Regions from separate parts of the Homo sapiens genome. Here region 1 is linked to region 2. A link is a loop called in an ENCODE intact Hi-C map of the cell type or tissue named here. Cell type or tissue: gastrocnemius medialis. All regions are shown on one strand. Links, peaks and the distances in the headings refer to the core of each region. The heading gives the core; the rest is flanking DNA. Region 1 overlaps ZNF423 (zinc finger protein 423). Region 2 has its middle 21 kb from the start of ZNF423.

The links. Peaks named below come from ENCODE experiments on the same cell type or tissue, not always from the same donor. Only the 100,000 strongest peaks of a DNase experiment are listed, where the experiment ranks them.
Region 1: a loop joins it to region 2, with 15 times the contacts of the local background. A loop is called at or near these places in 2 of 110 quality-filtered maps.

What each region holds. Positions count from the first base shown.
Region 1 is chr16:49,697,133-49,707,468 of GRCh38, reverse strand. All of the region lies in intron 3 of ZNF423 (zinc finger protein 423), which reads left to right. Among named protein-coding and RNA genes, the nearest start is that of ZNF423, 150 kb to the left of the region's middle. RefSeq lists enhancers at 1,969-2,649, 2,552-2,651, 5,378-6,059, 4,931-6,281, 6,742-7,423 and 4 more. In gastrocnemius medialis, for the core only: no CTCF peak of the experiment used is centred there; DNase peaks (open chromatin) are centred at 5,148 and 8,288; H3K27ac peaks cover 862 bases.
Region 2 is chr16:49,872,260-49,882,595 of GRCh38, reverse strand. No RefSeq gene overlaps it. Among named protein-coding and RNA genes, the nearest start is that of ZNF423, 21 kb to the right of the region's middle. RefSeq lists a silencer at 5,680-5,839. In gastrocnemius medialis, for the core only: CTCF peaks have their summits at 5,549 and 5,759 (motif pointing right); a DNase peak (open chromatin) is centred at 5,785; H3K4me3 peaks cover 904 bases.

The sequences.
Region 1 (10,336 bases), core at 715-8,714, 170 kb after region 2:
TTTTTTTTAACATTTTTATTAGAGACGGGGTTTCAAGATGTTGACCAAGCTGGTCTTTAACTTCTGACCTCAGGTGATCCACCCGCCTTGGCCTCCCAAAGTGCTAGGATTACAGGCGTGAGCCACCATGCCTGACAAATGCTCTTTTCTGTATATAGGTTCTCCCCACATCTTGACCCTGGGTCTGAGAGGAGCAAGAGGTAAGTGGGTGGAGCCTAGTGGGGAGAGTACTGCAGACAGTGGGGAGAGCATGTGCAAAGGCCCTGGGGAAGCAGAGGTGACACAGGGCGTCGGGGTACCGGCAGGGACCCCGGGGGTAGGTACCCAGGGAGCGGTGAGGTGAGGGCATGGCATGGGGCTGGGGCCAGATCACATAGTGCCTCGCAGGCCATGGAAAGGGGTGGGGATTTTATTCCAAGCCTAGTGGGAAGCCATTGGAAGAGGTCAGCAGAAGGGTGACAGGATCCGGTGTGTGTGTTTAACAGATCCCTCTGGCTGCTGTGGATAGCATGGGCAGGTGTGTGGGTTGTCCTGGGGGTTTGTTTATAGGTTTCTCCTTCCTGGCTGGCAGTCATGGGTCCTGGGACCACCTGCCATGTGAGGCCGAAGGTGCCCTTGTGTTGTTGGTGCCCGGAGCCATTACCTCACTTTGTCTGGGTTCTGGACTTTCTCTTCTGTTTCTGGGTCAATCAGACCTGGCCTTTTGAAGCCAGATGGAGGCAGAAGACCTTCGGGTGATGTTTAGATCTCTAAGTTGCTGTAAATCTCACTGAAGTGACCTATTTTTCTTCCATGTTGCTCTTGTATTTTTTATGAATGGATGATAAAAAATGTGGCAGGGTCATTTGTTTTAATTTCCTTCTGACACCTGGATTCTGTGTTTGGTGGCAGCCATCCCACCAGTGGCTGGAAGTCTGCCTCCAGGCGGTGGAGTGGCCCTGGGCCCAGTTCACACCTGGCTCTGTTGTGAATGGTGGGGCAGCATGCCCTGGTCCCCACAAGGCAGTGAGCCCCCTTTAGAGCACAGGACTGGAGGGTCAATGCTGGTACCCAGGGATGGGATTCTTCCAGCGTGTCTGTCTGATTGGCCAGGCAGCTGTGGCCATGGCTGGCCTGGAGGTGAGAACTTGAAGGCTCTATCCTTTTGGGACTACAGTCCTGCCCATCTTACGGAGGGTCCAATTGTTAAATGGAAACTAGTTCTTCAAGGCAAACTGGCTTCACCTTTGATGGGGAGTGGTGAGGGGTCAGTTCTGAGGACTGACAGCCTCCAGTGCCCATGAGACCAAAATTCATTTTTTTTCCTAGGGTGGCCATTTGTGGTCATGTCTGGCCCTATTTTCCAGGCTATCTTACCACTCCCCACCTCACCCTTGCCTTTGAAGTGTGTGGTGCCCTTGCCCACGCTGTTCTCTCTGCGTTAAACACCACCCCGCAGTGTGCCTCCCTGTAAAGCCATCCCATCCTTCCAGTCTTCCTGGAAGCCTTTCCTGACCTCTACACAGATGGTCGTCCACGTGCCTTCTCTGGGGTTCCCAGAAGCAATGGAGCACTTGGACACTCCCTTGTTTCTCAAAATACATTTTTCTTGTTTTATGCTTGCTATATAAACTTACTGTGGGGCCGGGCGCAGTGGCTCATGCCTGTAATCCCAGCACTTTGGGAGGCCAAGGTGGGTGGGTCACCTGAGGTCAGGAGTTCAAGACCAGCCCAGCCAACATGGCGAAACCCCATCTCTACTAAAAAGACAAAGATTAGCCTGGCGTGGTGGTGGGCACCTGTAATCCCAGCTACTTGGGAGGCTGAGGCAGGAGAATCGCTTGAACCAGGGAGGTAGAGGTTGCAGTGAGCCTAGATCGCACCACTGCACTCTAGCCTGGGCAACAAGAGTGAAACTCTGTCTCAAAATCACGCACAAAAAATAAAATAAACTCACTGTGGAAGGTCTATTAAGTACAGAGAAGTGAAAAGAAGAAAATCCAGTTATAACCTAGAGATCCAGAGAGTCATTTTGGCATTCATCCATCCACATTCTTGTTCTGCAATCTGCTTTGTTTTTGTTTACCCATAGGTTGTAAACAGCTTATCATATTAATATTGTCCAAAAGCCTCCTTTTAATCGGCTTTATACTGTTCCATTGTGAGGTTGTGCTCAGGTGTGTATTACAGTGCCCTATAGCTAGACAGAGGGCACTCCCCATCCCAGTGATCCACCTGCCATGCTGTGACCATGGCAGGCTTTGTGAAGGGCTGGGGCCTTGACTCTGTTGAATGAATGAATTCTCCTGCATTCACATCTGTCTCCTGATGTACCAGATAAGCCTGTATTTAAGGCCTTCTTATTCTCCCATCCCAAGTGCCCTCCCACCTTTTTCCCAGAAAGAAGACAGGACAGCCCACCGTGCTGTCATTTAACCTTTAAAAGTGCAGGCCAATAGCTCGGGCAACAAAGAGGCTGGAAGGGCTAGGCAGGAGTGGGTGCAAAGGGTGGCCTCCTGGAGGTGGCAGTGTTGGCACAGGTTTGTAAGTGGCTTCCAGGCCAGGAGGGAGCCCAGGGAGTTCTAGGTGGCCTGGGGCTGCTGATGAGCAGGAGAGACTCCAGTTGGAAGTGGAGGTCCCTTGGAGCTGGGAAGTTTTCATGCCTGGTTCCAAGCTCTGGCAGCCATATTTGAAGGCCCACAGTGCAGCTGAGGTGGCACTGTGGTGTTTGGGAGTCTGGTGTGTGTGTGTGCTCTGCATAGCAGTTACATGGGAGTGGAATTCTGTCCTCTGTGTGTGATGAGACACAAACCTTCATACTCCCTCCAGATCTACTGGAGCCTGGGAACAAAGCCTTCATTTATTCAAGCATGCATGCATGGAGTAAGCAAATGTTCACTGCATCTTCCTCTCTATCAGGCTCTATGCTGGTTCCTGCTCTCACAGAGCTCACAGTCTTGGGGGTGAGGGTACAGCTATCCCAGTTTGCTCATGACTGACTGACTAATGGGCTTCCTGGTATGTATGTAGCATTTTCAGTTCTAAAATTGGGGAAGTCCTAGACAAATTGGGACAAGTTGGTCACTGGGTTACTGTCATCCAAGGAGAAAGGTGTCAGAGCCCTGTGGGTAGGACTGAGGGACCCAGAGGAGGGAGGTCACCTCTGGATTTCCTGTTATAGGTGTGGCATGCTTAGTGGGAGTTTTCGTGGAGTGTCATGGAGTGGAGTTGAGATGCCCTAGAAGGGGGTTCTAGCGAAGATTCTTCCCTTCTCCTTTTCAGTTCTTTATGCCCCTGCTCCTGTGTTCCCCCTCTGGCTATGGCACAGCCAGGGTGTTCCAGAGGGGCTAAGACTGCCCTCTGGAAAGTGGATCCCTGAGACCCGGGCTCAGTCATCCCTTTCTGCCTCCAGGCCCTCTTTGAAGAACAGGGTTCTCTGAAGTCCACTCTGAAGGGGAAACCTGCCCTTCCTCCCTTGCACTGAATGGAGTCTACTGGGGTAGACTTAAATGGCTTTTATTTATGGCCTGGGCGCATCACTCATCAGTTGCTTCACTCACCTCTTCACTCACCACAGGGCTCCTGTTCATCTCTTATGTGCCGGGCACTGGGCTGGGCACAAGCTGGTGATGCATTGAACCCAGGGTGGGGCATAGAGGAGCTGGGAGATAAACAACCCCTGCCAGCCCAGCGAGTTAGGGCGACCTAGGAGCCAGCCAGCTCCAGAAGCCTTAGCAGCTTCTCACCCAGGACAGCTGGTGGGAAGGAATCCATTAAGTCAGCAGAGCCGGATCCACCCTTGCTGGGCCTCCCTGGGCTGACCCCATGGGGCTCCCCTGCTAGGTGCCTCTCTGGAGCCTTTGTCCCTAGAAGTCTGTGAGGGGCCTTGGGAGAGTGGAATCTTGCACCCTTCTCTAGGAAGAGCCATTTGTCCATTGAAATGTAATTTTCTCCTGAAAGGAGGAAAAAGACAGGAAGGGCCACCAGGTTGAGGATAGGATTCTGGTCCCAGATCCAGAGTAAATTTCCAGCCTGCAGGTAAAGTCCCTGAAAAATGTAGGGCTGGGTGGATGGGCACCCTGCCCTGGGAAACCCCCACCCCATCCCTGACTCTAAATGCCGTTGTGCCTAAAAATTAAATTGAAGTCAGAAATGATTTTTACTCCTTCACATGCTTTAAAAAAAATTCAATGAAGGAAAACCCCAAGCTGACGTAATGGATAGAGTACAGTTCAAAAAGAATAAATGTTTTCAAGAAAGAAATTTCTAAAGGAGATTTCTTTGTGTGTTCCAGCGGCCATGACACGGTTAAGCAGGTCGCCTCTCTGGTCCTGGTGCACCTGTGGGGAGGTTCTAGCGGTAACCGCAGAGCCCAGGAGGGAGGAGGGCCCAGCATTGGAATGCGGGCGTGTGCATGCCTGCGCGCCTGTGTTGGTGCATGTGTTCGTATCAACACATGTACACATTTATCAAATTACATCTGCTTTTACCTTTAAAATTTTATGAACATGAGCATATGGTGCTTTATCCTGCCATGGAGTGTGTGTGTGTGTGTGTGTGTGTGTGTGTGTGTGTGTGTGCGTGTGCACACAGGCAGGTTGGCTTGGCACTCGCTCCTCCAGCACACATGGGTCTGTGGCCGAGAAACTCCTTTGGAGATGAGAGCTTGGAAGCGTGTGGGGCTGTGGGTGAGCCAGCCTCCCCAGGGCCCCAGCCTGGCCCTTGGCCCACCAGGCCATGAATACATTTCCATCCATCTCTGGCCCCCATCACCTAGGCAGCTAATTCCTCGGAGCCTCTCAGCCTTATTAAAGTCACAGATCACTTTCTTGAGCTTAATGCTGTCAAGACCAAGCGTGCCCCTTGTTCTGACCCCCTCCCGCCATCCAGCCTCTCCTTGAGGGCTGGGGGTGGAGGTGAGGGGCCCGCCAGCCCCCCGCCTCCACCCTGCCCCCTCCTCAATTTGATCGGCATGACGCCTTGCAGTGATCAGTGAGGTCGCCTCAAGATTCCTTCAGTAAAGCCCTCGGCAGGGATACAAGGGCCGTCACAGCTGTGCTGCACAAACCAGCTTCCAAAGGCGAGGATGGGGCTGGCCCACTCGAAGTGGCTCCTCGGCAGAGGGGTGCGAGGCTCGCTGCTGATTTGGAGAACACTTCTCCCGTCCCTGGCTGCCTTGGCCTCCCCTGTTATGAAATATGGATGGTACCGGTTCCAGCGTTCAGAGACTCGCTGGCAGTGTGAGCGTCTCCAAAGGCCCGCCTTGTGCATGCACCTAAACACTTCACTGAGCAATCTGTCAACATGTCAGCAACACATGTTTTGTAAAAAGCTTCCAGTGGGAGTAATGACTCCCACCAGGACTTCCAAAATGCTTTGAATTCAGCAGATTTCTATTGCGGGCATCCCCTGGGGTGCCTTTTACAATGCCTACATTTCAGAAATTTGAGCCACAGACCCCTGGGGGTTTCCTTTCATAATGCCTCAAAATGTAGGGTTATATTGTTGGAAGTCCCCATGGGGTCTTTATTAATACCTGAATTCTGAGGAACTGGAAATTACACAGGGCACTGCAGGGGCCCAGATCCACACCAGGAAGAAGAGAAAAACTCTGTGGGGAGATTTTTTTTCTTCATGCAAGAGTGAAAGAGAAGAATTTGCTAAAGGACAAAATTGAGTGTGTTTGAGCTTCCTTCATTTAATCTGCCTTCTAGAACGCTACAGTAAAATCTGCAACGGGGAAGGGGGGAAATGACTTTTCTATTTTTAAATCTCACTTTGATATTTTAGGGGCCAGAGTATGTTCTCTTTAAACACCCAGTGTCGAAGAGGTATTGTTTAAAAATAAATTATTTTTCTTTTTGGTAATTGAAAACACCTCTGCCGTGCCCCTCTCCTGGGTCTCCCCTCTTCCTTAGAGCTGTTAAGCTCCTGTAGCGCGCTGCCGTCTCATTATCATTAACCGTTTGGGGTCGGTTTGAGATATTGGCCCACTTGCTCCCCTCCCCTCCCCTCTCCTCCTCTCACCTCCCCTCTGCACATTAAAGATGAGAAAATCAACCTTGGAGATGGTCCAATCTCCCGTGCGAACTGGTTTCAAATCCTCGTCGCTGGTTGGGGCCATCAGCGTAGGAAATATCAAGGCTGGCTGCTACTTTTTTGCAAGCATTTTGCTGCTGAAGTCTTGAAAAGACAGAGGGGTGCCTTCCTGTCCCCCACCCTACACACACACGTGCGCATGCACGCACACGTGCATATACCGGCTTCCACGTGTGACTCATCTCAGCCTCCATCACCTGCACACTCACCTTTGGTTCTGTTTTTTTAAAAGTTACAAGACTTAAACATGTTAAGCCTTAGGGTTAATTTAAGCTGCCTTTTTTCATTCTAAATCTGGCACTGACTAGCTTGCTGAAAAGAGGCCTCTCTATTTCTATTACAATCTCATTGACTGGGACAAGAAAATAACATTGAGAGAGCTAACTTACAGCAGCCAAGGCCAAGAAATTCTAAGTTGCTGATAAGACCCTCCTCCCTTCTCCTCCCTCCTCTGCCCTCCTCCCTCTTCCCTCCTCCCTCCTCCTTTCTCCTGCCTCCTCCCTCCTTTCTGCCAGAGTGACTGGATCACACAGGGGACTCAGGAACTCACATTTTCCCCCCTTGGTGAGACTCCCAGACGGTGTTCAACCATCTGTGGTCCCGTGGGCCCAGCAGAGGGGGCCCAAGGAGGGGGGTTTGCCCATCAGGAGCTGGTTGGGTCAGATGCTCACAGAGATCCTCTGCACCCACCCCGAGCAGGCTGATTAATTAAGCAATTGCATCATTGATTCAAGGTTTGTGATTTGGTGCCAGGGCGCTGGCGGCTGCGTTCCTGAGCATTGCTTCCCCTCCCTGGGCTGTGAGTTGCAGGATCCCTTTCCTTTCTCCAGCCTGATTTTCCTCCCCAGTGCCAATCCTGGATGTTCCATCAGGAAAGGAACGGCCCCCTGTATTCCAGCTGCCCCTCCGCCCCAGTCAGGAAGCCCTGTGCCTCCTGGGGTGTCATGATGGGTGGGGCTGTGGGCCATGAGCAGACCTCAGGAGGGGCCTTTTCTGCTCCCAGCAGGCCCTGTGGGCTTCAGCAGGGGCTTGGAGACGGAGAGGGCAGGGAGCCCTGTGGTGCTGATTTGACATTTTTAGCTGAAGACCTTTGTTCCGACCAATTTCCAAGTAGCTTGGGGTTGGAGTGCATTCTGCTTTTTTCTTTTTCTTTTTTTCTTCTTCTTCTTCTTGTTTTTTTTTTTTTTTTTTTTTTGAAATCCTGGGCCTCTTTTTCCTTTTTCTTTCAAAGCGATGAAATAGAATCTGACCCTGGGAATCCCATTCTTGCCATCTCTTTCCCCAAGCCACCCTCTTCTGCCTGATCAAGGAGGCCTGGATTTCCTGGCAGCCTCTGGGTCTCAGAGGGTCTTTGGCCTTGAAACCCTGCTTCTAGCCCAGCCCCTCGCCCCTGTCTTCTGAGGGCTGCAGACTCCCCAGGGAGGCTGATATCCTGGCCTGGGGCCCTGGCTCGGGAGCTGCTGTGGGGTGGGGTCCACTATTTTTCTGTCCTCCTCCCTCTTGGAGACTTTGGCCCTCACTTGGCCTCAGGGTCAGTGGGTGGAAGAGCCGTAAGATAAAAATTTAGCCCACTTCCCAAGAACACAGACTTTTCCTAAGGAGGCCTGAACCAGGCAGCCAGAGCCCCTTCAATTTTCATCCAGTGGGGATGGCATGGTAAGAGCACTCAAAAATAAACAAATCAAAACTGAAAACATCAAAACAACTAAAAGCCGGACAATAGAAATTCCTTTTCCTTGTGAGCCCCAAAGTAAACAATGAAGATACCACCTCTGGGAAAGAGGACATGACAAACTTAGATTCTTTTGAAAACACATACTATTTGCCAAATCAGATGGCAAACCTCCTTCCAGCATCAAAATCCATGTGGTTCCAGGGAAGAACGGGGGCAGGGGGCGGGGGACGGTGTGGGAGGAGCCTTTGCGCCCCCAAACAGATGTCCAGGGAGGCGAGGCCAGAAAGCTTCCGTGGAGCAGTGATTTATTTTATTTTTTAGATCTAGATGTTTTGGCCGCATTTATTTATTTATTTCCAAAGGGCTATTTTTGGCGTCTGCCTGGGCTCCTTTGTAGCAAAGCCCCCTTTTCTAGAATTTCCTTTCCTTTATTAGAGTTACAGCTCAGCTTTGTGCGGCCCCCGGGGGAGCCGGCCAGCCGCTGGCAATTTCTCTCAGACACCCAATTACCCCCTGACGTCAGTGCCGCCTCGCCCAGCTCCCCTGGGTGCTTCCATTTTTCCCTTTGTAACACTAATAGCTGACTAGCTAAGTGCCTGTCGGCTCCTTGGCAGAGGAGGTGATTGTGTTTTCGGCTGGATACTAAATCCAAAAACTATGTAAAAATGTCAATAGGTGAGTGCACATTGATTTTGGTTAGTCACAGTGATATTTGAGCCCCTTTGGGGACTCTGTCTGGGGAAGTATTTTACAAGAAAGATAATATAACAGAAAATTACTGGAGCTCCGCGGGTCTCTGGTGGGTTTCTTAGAGGCCTGCTAAATTGCTGTAGAATCAACAAATGCTTTATTAATCTAAATTTGTGGTTTTGTTCTTTCTTCTCTTCAGAAGGTTGGAGTTTTAATGATGCAGGCGGCTCCGGCGGCCGGGCTCGGCAGCGCGGCCCGCACCTTGGCTGACGGGCTGGGGTACCCTGGCTGGTAATGAACTCTCAGAGGGTCCGGGAGCAGGGCGGCTGTGTTCCCAGCTGGCTTCCTGGGGAATGTGGAGCAGGCGCCGGGCCCACCGCTTGCCAGGCCGAGGTCTGTGCGAGCAGATAAAGTGAGGGGCTGAGGGCCTGGAACAGCTGTGGCGGGCCAGACTGACTGGGAGAGGCTGATAAGAGCCCAGAAGGAGCCCAGGCGGGCGGCGTGGCAGCGCCAGAAATCTGACGGGGTATCACGACTGGCAAAGAAAGTTAAACACGGCCGGATCGGGGGATGGTTGGCGGACCTGCGGAGAAAGATAATGGTAATTGATGGAATCAAAGTCGCAGCACAGCCTTGTGTTTTCTTGGCAATTAATTCCCCCACCCCTCCCCAGTTTCTAACCCCCTGGCATTCTTAGAGCCCAGGATGCCCCGTGAGCAGGCTGCACACTCAGATAATCAGCACATGCCCTCCTTGCTTCGGGGGGCGGGAGCAAAGGAGATGCAGCCAAGAAAAGACACAATTAGAGACCTGGTTTAAAAAAAAATGTTACAAACAAACAAGTCAGAAAAAGAAAACCCCACTGAAAAGTTAAGGACGTGTCACTCCGGGAGCTCATCTGATCTTGCTCTGGAAGGGAAGGAAGAAAATCGATGTCTTTGTAAGAGTGCCGCACTCTCCATCTCCTGGCTGGGCAGGACAATGTGGAGTCGGGCTGGTCCCTGCACACACACACACACGCACCCCCAGATGCTGCTGTGGGGAAAGGCGGCGTAATGGGGCAGTGGTTCATGCCACAGACAGATGTGCCCGCCTCTCCCCGTGTATCCTCCTGCCCCCTCTGCCTTTTGTCCCTTGAAAGGCATTGCTCCCCAACAATGGGCTGGTTAAGGCTGATTCGCATCACCGCGGGCTCATGCCGCCTGCCCGCACCGTAGGTAAGGCTTTCAGCTGGCCTTTTGTTGTGTCACTGACAACGTGCACACGCTGGGACACACCTGCTTGCAGAAACACGCGTGAACGCACAACTCTGGCACTCCTGCCCATCCCACTGCACGGTCCAGGGTACTGCTTCCTGGGCCAGTCCTGTTGTGCCCCAGGGAGCCCCTGTGTTTGCTCCAGGATCTTAAGCAAATAAAACACTCCAAAAAATTTCCCTAGAGTCTTTTGAAATTAAAATCAGTGTGCTGTAAACCTGCGTGTCAGTCTGGCATACGAGACGCAGGCCTCCAAATAACTGGAAATTGTATGAGGGAATTGATCAGGAATGGCCTTCTAGGTGGTTCTACCTGGTGCTTGGCTTGGACTCCAGGAGCCTACTTGGTAGGTAATTAGCATTTTGGAGTGAGCCCTCCTATTAGAAGGTGATGTGATAAGCCAGAGGGACTTTTAAAAAACATCATGTGCTTGTTCCCTTGCACAGGATTCCTGGCCTTCTCTCTCTTTCTGGGAGCTGCTCTGCTCCCAGCCCATCTCTGGTTAGGTGACATCAGTTCTGTACCCAGAAACCAGGTGACAGAAGGACCTGGTGGGTTAGGGACTGAGAGGCTTCTGACTTATTCTGACCACTTGTCCTGTCTACTCCATCCCACCTTGGTGAGGGCTGAAATGAGT
Region 2 (10,336 bases), core at 1,484-9,483:
ACCAAAAAGTACAAAAATTAGCCGGGCGTGGTGATGCATGCCTGTACTCCCAGCTACTCGTGAGGCTGAGGTGGGAGAATGGCTTGATCCCTGGAGGTGGAGGTTGCAGTGAGCCAAGATTGCACCCCTGCACTCCAGCCTGGGTGACAGAGCAAGACCCTGTCTCAAAAGAGAGAGAGAGAGAGAAAAAAAAGAGATGAGGACATAGACTCGTGCTCAGGGAAGACCACGCAGGCTGGGGAGAGGACAGCCTCTACAAGCCAAGAAGAGAGCTCCCGCAAGAAACCACCCTGCTGACAGTATCTTGCCCATGGACTTACGGCCTCCAAAATCGTGAGAAAGTAAATTTCTCATGCCGAAGCTGTGCAGTCTGCAGTACTTTGTTATGGCAGCCCTAGAAACAAATGCAGCCACCCTCACAGCAATAACACCAGCCAAGACACACTGCAGGCTAACCAGGTGCCAGCCGTAGTGACAAGCCTGATCCACGTGTCACCATTCATGATCCTCACTAACCCTAGGGATCAGGGACCTTGTGGCCAACCTGGCTCTGCCACCTGCCAGCTGTGTGGCCTGGTGAAATTACTTTGCCTCTTTGGGCCTTCGTTCCTTCATCTGTTCTCCAGGGCGGGAGTAGTACCATACCCCAGGGTGGTTTTAAGGAATGATTTAGGCTTAAAAAGGATTTAGAGAAGTTCCTGGAACATGGTTGGTGCTCACTAAGTGTTGGCTTTTATTTTTCTTATTTCACAGATGTAGAAATGGAGGTTCTGAGAAGTTAAGTAACTTGCTCAAGGTCACACAGCTAGCAAGCAGTGGGGCCACATTCGAGCCCAAACAAGGCTGACTGCAAATGAACTCAACTATGCTGCCCCACTGCCTCCTGCTCTGCTTCCCAGGCACATAGCGGCCACCTCTGTGACTTAGCCTGCCATACTCCTGGACTGCAGCTGGCCACGACGCGGTCAAGATCTGTTTGGGGTCTGCCTCCTCTGCTGCCTCGAGCCTCTCCTTGGGACCGGAGCAGCCCCAGCTCTGAACACAGGGCTCTGGATGTTTGTTTGGGAACCACGTTCAAGTTGCACTCGGCCTGAGGTTATCTCCAGGCCTTACCCTCTCCATTCATTTCTGCCTCGAATACTCCCTGCAGCCATGAGCATTGGGCAGAGCAGGGGATGTGAGGTTCAGAGAGATAAGTCACTTGCCCAAGGATACACAGGGCAGAATAGGGAGGAAACCCCTGCCCTTCCGACAACCTCAGGTCTGGTCCTCTGGCTCCCCACACCAAGGAGCTCCAGGAGGGAGATGGGACTTGCCTGGGGCTGTGGGAGGGGACCATGACCCTGCGTGGTGTGTCTGCGGGGTATAGGCCTGTGCTGGCCTCCACAAATGCTGCCGCAGCACCACACCTGCTGCAGTAACAGCCACGTACATCGGAAAACCGCTCCATGAGCCGAGTCCCAGATGACAAGGAGGGCTGTGAGGGACATCTTGGGAGACCTGTGGCCCTCTCTGGAAAGATCTATGTCCAGCCAGGGGTGGTAGCTCATGCCCTGTAATCGCACCACTTTGGGAGGTCAAGGCAGGGGGATCGCTTGAGCTCAGAAGTTTGAGACTAGCCTGGGCAATACAGCAACACCCTGTCTCTACAAAAAACTTAAAAAATTAGCCAGTGTGGTGGCGTGTGCCTGTAGTCCCAGCTACCTGGGAGGCTGAGGTGGGAGGATTGTTTGAGCCCAGGAGATTGAGACTACAGTGAGCTATGATGGCGCCACTGCCTTCTAGCCTGGGCAACAGAACGAGACCCTGTCTCAACAGCAACAACAACAACAACAACAACTTATGTCCAGAAACGAATGTCCTTGCTCCATATCCTCTCCACCTGGTAAGCGGTGTCTAGCCCACACTTCCTGCATCCTCTGCATGCCATAATGAGAAGGTGGGTGGTTTATGGCAGAGGCGAGAAAATCCAGCAGATCCCGTCAGCTTGGAGGGCCCACTGTCAGCCCCTCTACCTGCTAAGGCCGGAGGGGTGGGTCCATGGTTCTTTAGACCACAGACTAAAACAGCAAAACATGCTGGGTGGCTCCAGGTGTACCCCTTACCGCCTCACTCACTTTGGCCATGGGCATCTGAGCTGTTGTTTGTTTGTTTGTTTGTTTGTTTTAAAGAGCCAGGGACCAAGAAAGGGTTAAGCAGCTCCCAATCTGACTTATGAGACTAGAAGCTCTTGCTCCCAGCTGGCCACCCACAGGCCTCTGTCATCTGGCCAGTGCTGGGCTGGGAGGTCTCTGGGTCTCCGCACCCATCTGGCCACACTGTCCTAGCACCATCGTCTCTCATCTGGCAGCTGGGACGGCCTCTCACTGGTCTTGCCCTATCTCTGCAGCCTACAGGAGCTCTCTGTCCTCAGTTGCTGCTTACCCCCTAAAATCCTTTTAAGTGGTTTTGTACTGCTCCCATTAATAGGATGAACCAAAGCTTCTTAACTGGCCCCGTGGTCTGCCCGATCTGACCCCCTTCCTGCCCACCCAGGCCACGCTGTTTCTCCTCAAATGTGCCAGTCTCTGTGGGCCCTGCAGGCCTTGGCGCATCCTCTCGGCTTGAAATACTTTCCTATCTCCCTGCCCATTCACCCTCCCCAGCCTGTGGCTGTAGACCAACAGATCTTGGTCCTCTTTTTCATTGGGCCCGCTTGGAAACTGGTTGTCCCCCAATGTCTGGGGCAGGCAATAGCAGTCAATCACAGGTGGCATGTGAAATGAAACACATCTGCCACTCATGCACAAGTTCAGATCCCAAGGTCCCTCTCAGCTCTCCCCTTCTGCTTTCTAAGACTGTTCCATCCTCAATTTGCCCTTCTGTAGAACGGGGAGAAAGAGATCCCTGCCTCCTCTGTCATCCCAAGGGGCTGAGAGTGTGAATCAAGGTGGCTGTTTTCACCTGGGTATCTGTTTCCTTGGTGTCTGTCCTGCCTCTTGCCCCAGAATATCCCCTTCTACCCGTGGACTTCCACTCTGACCCCTGATAGCTCCCAATAGCTAGCACAGTGCACCCAACTGCAGGTATTAGGATGTTTAAAGTGTCCATGTAGATGTGGCCTCATGTGCTGCACCCTCTTGGCTCTGAGTTACATGTCCTGCTGCAAGTTTCTGAAGCAGGAAACGGTATGTGGCAGTGGAGGCCATTGGGCTTGCTGGGCGTGGGGCTTTCCTAGGTGACATACAGAGGCACCACTCCTGCTTGTCTCGGGAAGGGGGTGTTCTTTACAGGGGGGTTCATCTCAGAATGATTCAGTGGCAGTTGGTAGTTGCATGGGTCAAAAATGAGCACAGGACCCAGAGTTGGGAAACCTGGGTATTTCCGAGTTCCAGTTCTGTACCTGGAATCCGACCTGGGAGTATCTGGACACACCTTGCCCCTCTCTGCCCTGAGTGTCCCTGTCTACACAGCGAAAGGGAACATAAGTCAGTAATCAGTGTCTTCTGGTTCTCCAACTGTTGGAGAAAAAATCAGAAATCCAGATTTCGGTGTGAAATTTCCAGACTTTTGGAAACAACAGGTGCTGGGGAGGATGTGGAGAAATAGGAACACTTTTACACTGTTGGTGGGACTGTAAACTAGTTCAAACACTGTGGCAGAGAGTGTGGTGATTCCTCAAGGATCTAGAGCTAGAAATACCATTTGACCCAGCCATCCCATTACTGGGTATATACCCAAAGGATGACAAATCATGCTGCTATAAAGACACATGCACACGTATGTTTATTGTGGCACTATTCACAATAGCAAAGACTTGGAACCAACCCAAATGTCCATCAATGATAGACTGGATTAAGAAAATGTGGCACATATACACCATGGAATACTATGCAGCCATAAAAAAGGATGAGTTCATGTCCTTTGCAGGGACATGGATGAAGCTGGAAGCCATCATTCTGAGCAAATTATCGCAAGGACAGAAAACCAAACACCGCATGTTCTCACTCATAGGTGGGAATTGAACAATGAGAACACCTGGACACAGGGTGGGGAACACCATCCACTGGGGCCTGTCGTGGGTTGGGGGAGGGGGGAGGGATAGCATTAGGAGATATACCTAATGTAAATGACTAGCTAATGGGTGCAGCACACCAACATGGCACATGTATACATATGTAATAAACCTGCACGTACCCCAGAACTTAGAGAATAAAAAAAAAAAAGAAATTTCCTGACTTTTACCTGCTAGTAATGAATTCACAATTTTATGAACTACTCTGGGGATTTAAGGATATGTGCCAGTAAGCCAGGCTGGGCCCAGGGACCACCGCTTGCTAACTCCAGACTGGAACATTTCTGCCTGACATTCAGTACTGTGGTTCTCACCAGGGGTACACATTGTAATTACCTGGGGATTAGGGGAAAAAAAAAAGCTAACTCTCCACTTCCCCCCAGAATGCTGACTTACTGGCCAGGGGTGGAGCATCTTGAGGAACTTGAGGCGCAGCTGAAGGGCTGAATCCTGGGCTGGCTGGGTGGCTGGGTGGCTGGGGTAGGTTCCGTCACTGAGCCTTGTCTTAGCTATCTGAGCAGTGGGGCAGTGGGCATATAGGCAGCATTCTCTTAGGTAAAGGGCTTGGCACATTAAAAAGGTGCCCAGTGAAGTGAGGATGGAAAAGCAATTGGAAGCTGCTTTTGACTTAGATGCTTGAACCTGGCTTTGGAAAACAAACCCTTTGGCTTTCAGGACTGAGACAGTGGAAAGTTTCCCCAGGTTGGGGGCTGGAGCATGTGAGTCTGGGCGCCACCTCTGCCTCTGGCCAGCTGTGAGGTTTAATGTTCTCTGCTCTGAGTCTCAGCATCACCTGCTTTCTTGAACATCATATTGGCTGGGCCTGTCTTCACTGTGAATGCCCAATATTCACCCCAATTTATTTGAGGGGAGGCACTGACTCAAGGCGAAGCTTCTACCTGTGTTTCCCTGGGAAACCCCCAGGCAGCCTGAGAGAGTAGGTATAATTGGCCCATTTGACAGATGGTGCTCCCTCAGGGAGACACAGTCTGAGAGGAGCCCAGCTCATTTTGGAACCCAGGACCTAGGTGTATCTGACTCCCAAGATTAGAGCAGGGGATGCCTTCAGGGGCTGGGTGAGCGACTGAAAGAAGGGCTGGGTTTACAGCGGGGTGTTTGGGGAGTGATGTGGTGACCTAAAGAGCCCAGGCTCCAGCTACAAAGACTGGGACTCATGTTAAAAAACAAAAAACAAAACAGGCCAGGTGCGGTGGCTCATGCCTGTAATCCCAACACTTTGGGAGGCCGAGGTGGGAGGATCGCTTGAGCTCAGGAGTTCAAGACCAGCCTGGGCAACATAGGGAGACCCTGCCTGTAAAACAAACAAACAAACAAAAAACCCAAAAAACAAAACACAAACAAACAAACAAACAAACAAAAAAACGCCGGGCGTGATGGCGTGCGCCTGTAATCCCAGCTACTCAGGAGGCTGAGGTGGGAGGATGGCTTGAGGCAGGGAAGTCAAGGCTGCAGTCAGCTGTGTTTGTGCCACTGCACTGCAGCCTGGGCGGCAGAGTGAGACCCTGTCTCCAAAAAGAAAAAACAAAGTTCTACACAAGTATGCTGGCCAGTGAGAACCCTGGGGCCCCCGGTTTGCGAGCCCCTACTGGGCCTGCGCAGTTTGCGGGGCTTTGGGTTCTCGGATCCCGGCTGGAGAGGATCTCCAAGGCCTGCGGGGCCCATGCCCAGGCCTGGCGGCAGGGGGCGCCCGAGCTCCCGCGCTGACCGCTGGTCCTCCCGGCCCTCTCAGACGCCTCCCGGGGCGGGTCTCCAGCTGCTTGCCCTGGGAACAACCCTAGCCAGCCGTTCCCGCCCCTCGCCCGCCACGCCGCACCCTGACCCTTAAGCGGCCCCCGCCCAGCTCCCTCCTGTGTCCCTGCCCCCTCCCGCCCCCTGGGCTGGCCCCTCGACCCTCTGATCTCACTCCTGCCTCCCGCCGCTCGGTCCTCCCCTACTCGGCCAGCTGGGCGGCTCCTCAGTTGGGGACCGGGGCCTCGGAGCCCCCGGCCTCGGGCCTGCGCCCTGTTCTTCCAGCTTGGGGGCTCCCTCTTCTCTCGCCCTCCTCCCCTCTCCTTCCTCCCACCCCCGCTGCGACGGCTTCCTTCTCCTCCCACCCCCCGTGGCTCTGGAATTCCTGGGGGAGCCTACTCCCCCAGCCCGGGCTGCACCCGAGCGTGCAACAAGTCCCGCCGAGCGTGCGAGCACGCAGATGAACACGCGGTTCGCGGGCAGCCGCGGCTGCGTGGACCCAGCTGGATGTTTCAGCGTGCACAAGTGCGTGTTTCTGCATCCAACTCTGCTTAGACACTGGTGTGTAATTTTTTGTGCACACACATTCAGTGACTCTTGGGGAAAGTTTTCTGAAAATCCCGGGCTGGCATTAAATATAAAAAGGCTTTGTTTAATGCCAGAGGCATTTTCCCCCGTGTTCTGGAAGTCGAGAAGCGTTCACCTGCTTCCCCCTTCCCCTCTTAAAGACCCGGAGGCCTTGCTAGCATTGGGAGAGAGGGGAGAATAGAGGGAGGTACACCAAAGAAGTGGTTCTTTTAGAGTCCACCTCCCCGTGCCTGTACCACAGCCCTACCCACAAAAGGCTTTCTCAGGCCCTGGAAACCTCCCTAGTCTTTGTCTCTTTCCTGGGCTGTTTAGCTTTGAATCTTCTTCCTCAAATATCTGGGTGTGTTACAATGATGCCGACATCATTCTGGTTTTGGAATTCAAGTTGTAGCTTAGCCAGCATGTGGAAGGCTGTGGAGCAGGGTGTTTGGAGGGCACTGTAGGGAAGGTGGGCAAGGCAAGGAAACTGAGAGCAGGGGGGCAGAGTGGCCCAGGGAAGGGGTGTCCTCTCCTTGAGCTGACCACTGTGAAGTGGGTCATATGTCTTATAAGGCTGTTTGCGTCTATTTCTTTTATTGTACATTTAGTGCCTCGGAGTATCTGGGCATAATAGATATTAAACAAAGACAGCTGGACTGGGCGTGGTGGCTCACGCCTGTAATCTCAGCACTTTGGGAGCCCGAGGTGGGCAAATCACGAGGTCAGTTCGAGAGTAGCCTGGCCAACATAGTGAAACCCTGTTTCTACTAAAAATACAAAAATTAGCCGGGCGTGGTGGTACGTGCCTGTAGTCCCAGCTACTCTGGAGACTGAGGGAGGAGAATCACTTGAACCTGGGAGGCGGAGGTTGTGGTGAGCCAAGATCGCGCCACTGCGCTCCAGCCTGGGCAACAGAGCAAGACTCCATCTCAAAAAAAAAAAAAAAAAAAAAAACCAAAGAAACAAAGACAGCTGTTTATGATTTTGTTGGATTTTTTTGGAGGCAAAGGTATAGAATAGTGTATAAAACCATACACTTTGGATCTGGATGCAAATCCTGGCCCCACAATTTTCTAATAATATAACTTTATGTCAATTTCTGTGTGCCTCTTGCCTTCTCTGTAAAGTGGGGCCAGCAATGATTGCACGCCTCCCAGGGTTTGTGTAAGGATTGAATGAGTCAATTTACATAAGCACTGGAACAGTACCTGGCACATATAAGTGCTGTGTAAGTTTCAGTTTTTATTATCCCTCTAGAACAGAGGTTGGCACCACCTGTTTTTATACAGCCCTCCCTTGAGCTAAGAGTGCTTTACAAATTTTTAATGGTTGGGGAAGAGAAAAAGAAACACTCATATTTCAGGACACATGAACATTACACAGAATTCAAATTTCAGTGTCCATAAATAAAGTTTTATTGGAACACAGCCACACCCATGCATGGGTGTTTTCACACTACAAAGGCAGTTAAGTCAGTTCAACAGAGACCTTATGGCCTGAAAAGCCAAAAATGTTTACTCTCTGGCCTTTAGAGAAAAAATTTGTCAAGCCCTGCTGGACAAGGTCAGCTGCAAGAGTGCAGAGATTTTTGCCTGTTGGATCATTAATGTATCCCTAGTGCCTGGAACTCTGCCTGGAACATAATAGATGCCCAATAAGTATTTGTTGCATGAATGAGTTTGGTCCCAGGCAGTTGTGAGGCAGAGGCTCCAATGTTCCTGAGCTTGGCATGGGGGTCTGTAGTGATTCAAGCAGATGCTCGTTCGGAGATCAGAAGAAGGAATTTGCCCACCCCCGACCCCTCAGTCTCCTTAAGCGGGGACCAAAAATCAGACTGGCCACAGGGAAGCTGCTCCTGCTGAGTTTGGCCTTGCTTTAGGTGAGGCACTCACATGGTCCAAACCAGATCCTTTCTATCCAGCCAAATCACACCCTAGGGAGGGGCAACTTGGTGTCATCACTTGGAGGGGGGGTCTTCATTCCTTCCCTCCCCCTCTGGCAGACTCACAGCAGGCAGTGAAGTGGCTGGAAGGATTTTGAGAATGGCTTCCTTGGGGCCAGTCGCAGTGGCTCACACCCACAATCACAGCACTTTGGGAGGCCAAGGTGGGCAGATCACTTGAGGTCAGGAGCTCAAGACCAGCCTGGCCAACATGGCAAAACTCTGTCTCTACTAAAAATACAAAAATTAGCTGGGCATGATGGCACACACCTGTAATCCCAGCTACTTGGGAGGCTGAGGCAGGAGAATCGCTTGAACCCAGGAGGTGGAGGGTGCAGTGAATTGAGTGAGATGGTGCCACTGCATTCCAGCCTGGCCGACAGAGTGAGACTCAAAAAAAAAAAAAAAAAAAAAAAAGAGAGAGAGAGGGAATGGATTCCCTGACCTTCTGGGGAGAGGGTGCTCCATGGCCAAGGGGTTGTTGGCTTTGGATCTTCCTGTCCTGGGGGAAAGAAGAGAGAGGAGGCAGAGGAGCCCCAGGCTCACTGGGGGCACTTGCCATGATGAGATTCCACTCGGCTTTGCCAAGGAGCTCTTCAAAGGTCCTAGCAAGGGGTGACCATGGGCTGGGAGAAATAACACATAACCCTCAGTGTAAGAATGTGCTCAGATCCCCCAGCAGCCTGCCCTGGTGACTGGGCCTGCTGGGGCATCCCAGGGCTGCCAGAGGCTCCTTTCTTCATTCAGTGCTTCCTGAAATCCTGTGTGCAAGGTGCTGAGCTTGGTGCTGGTGCTAGTGCAGGAGGAATAAGATACAGCCCCTGCCGGGTGGAGCTCACAGCCTTCTGGAACATAAATAACTCTGATCCACTGAGGTAAGTGCATAGTCAGAGTGCTCTTCTGGATTGACCACATCCTAAAACGAGCTAAGGATACAACCATGTGTTTTGCAGAAGAGGAAACTCAAATAGCCAAAAATGCATGAAAAGAAACTCAATATGACTCTTGGTCCAGAAAAATGCAAATTAGAGCCACATAAAATGCCACTAGTATGCCATGAGATCAGCAAAAATAAAATGGGTGATAGTCCTGGGGGAATCTGGGGGAGAAGGCACTGTCATATATAGTTGGTGCAAATAGGAATTGTTATGGCTTTGAGGGGAAAAGAAACTTGGCAGTATATATTAATTCAGGTTGAGTAGCCCTTGTCTGAAATGCTTGGAACCAAAAATGTTTCAGATTTCTTTTTTTTTTTTTTCCAGATTTTGGAATATCTGCATTATATTTACCAGTTAAACATCTCTAACTCAAAAATCTGAAATCTGAAATGCCTCAGTGAGCATTTTCTTTGAGAATCATGTCAGCACTCAAAAAGTTTTGGATTGGCTGGGTGCGGTGGCTCACGCCTGTAATCCCAACACTTTGGGAGTCCAAGGCAGGTGGATCATGAGGTCAGCAGATCGAGACCATCCTGGCGAACACGGTGAAACCCCGTCTCTACTAAAAGTACAAAAAAATTAGCCGGGCGTGGTGGCAGGCCCTGTAGTCCCAGCTACTCGGGAGGCTGAGGCAGGAGAATGGCGTAAACCCGGGGGGCGAAGCTTGCAGTGAGTGGAGATAGCGCCGCTGCACTCCAGTCTGGGTGACAGAGCGAGACTCTGTCTCAAAAAAAAAAAAAAAAAAAGGTTTTGGATTTTGAAGCATTTTGGACTTTGGATTTTCAGATTAGGTATATTCAACCTGTATAAACAAAACCATACAAACCAAAAAACATACCCTTTTTCCGGCAGTCGCACTCTTGAGATTCCATCCTGAGACTTAAGGGTAAATATACCAGGATACTTATTAAAGTGTGTGTGTGTGTGTGTGTGTGTGTGTTTGAGACAGGGTCTTACTCTGTTACCCAGGCTGGAGTGGAGTGAAATGCCTGAAGCCTCGAACTGGGCTCAAGCCACCCTGTGGCCCTAGCCTCCTGAGTAAGTGGAACTACAAGCACATGCCAGCATGTCCCACTGATTTTTAAA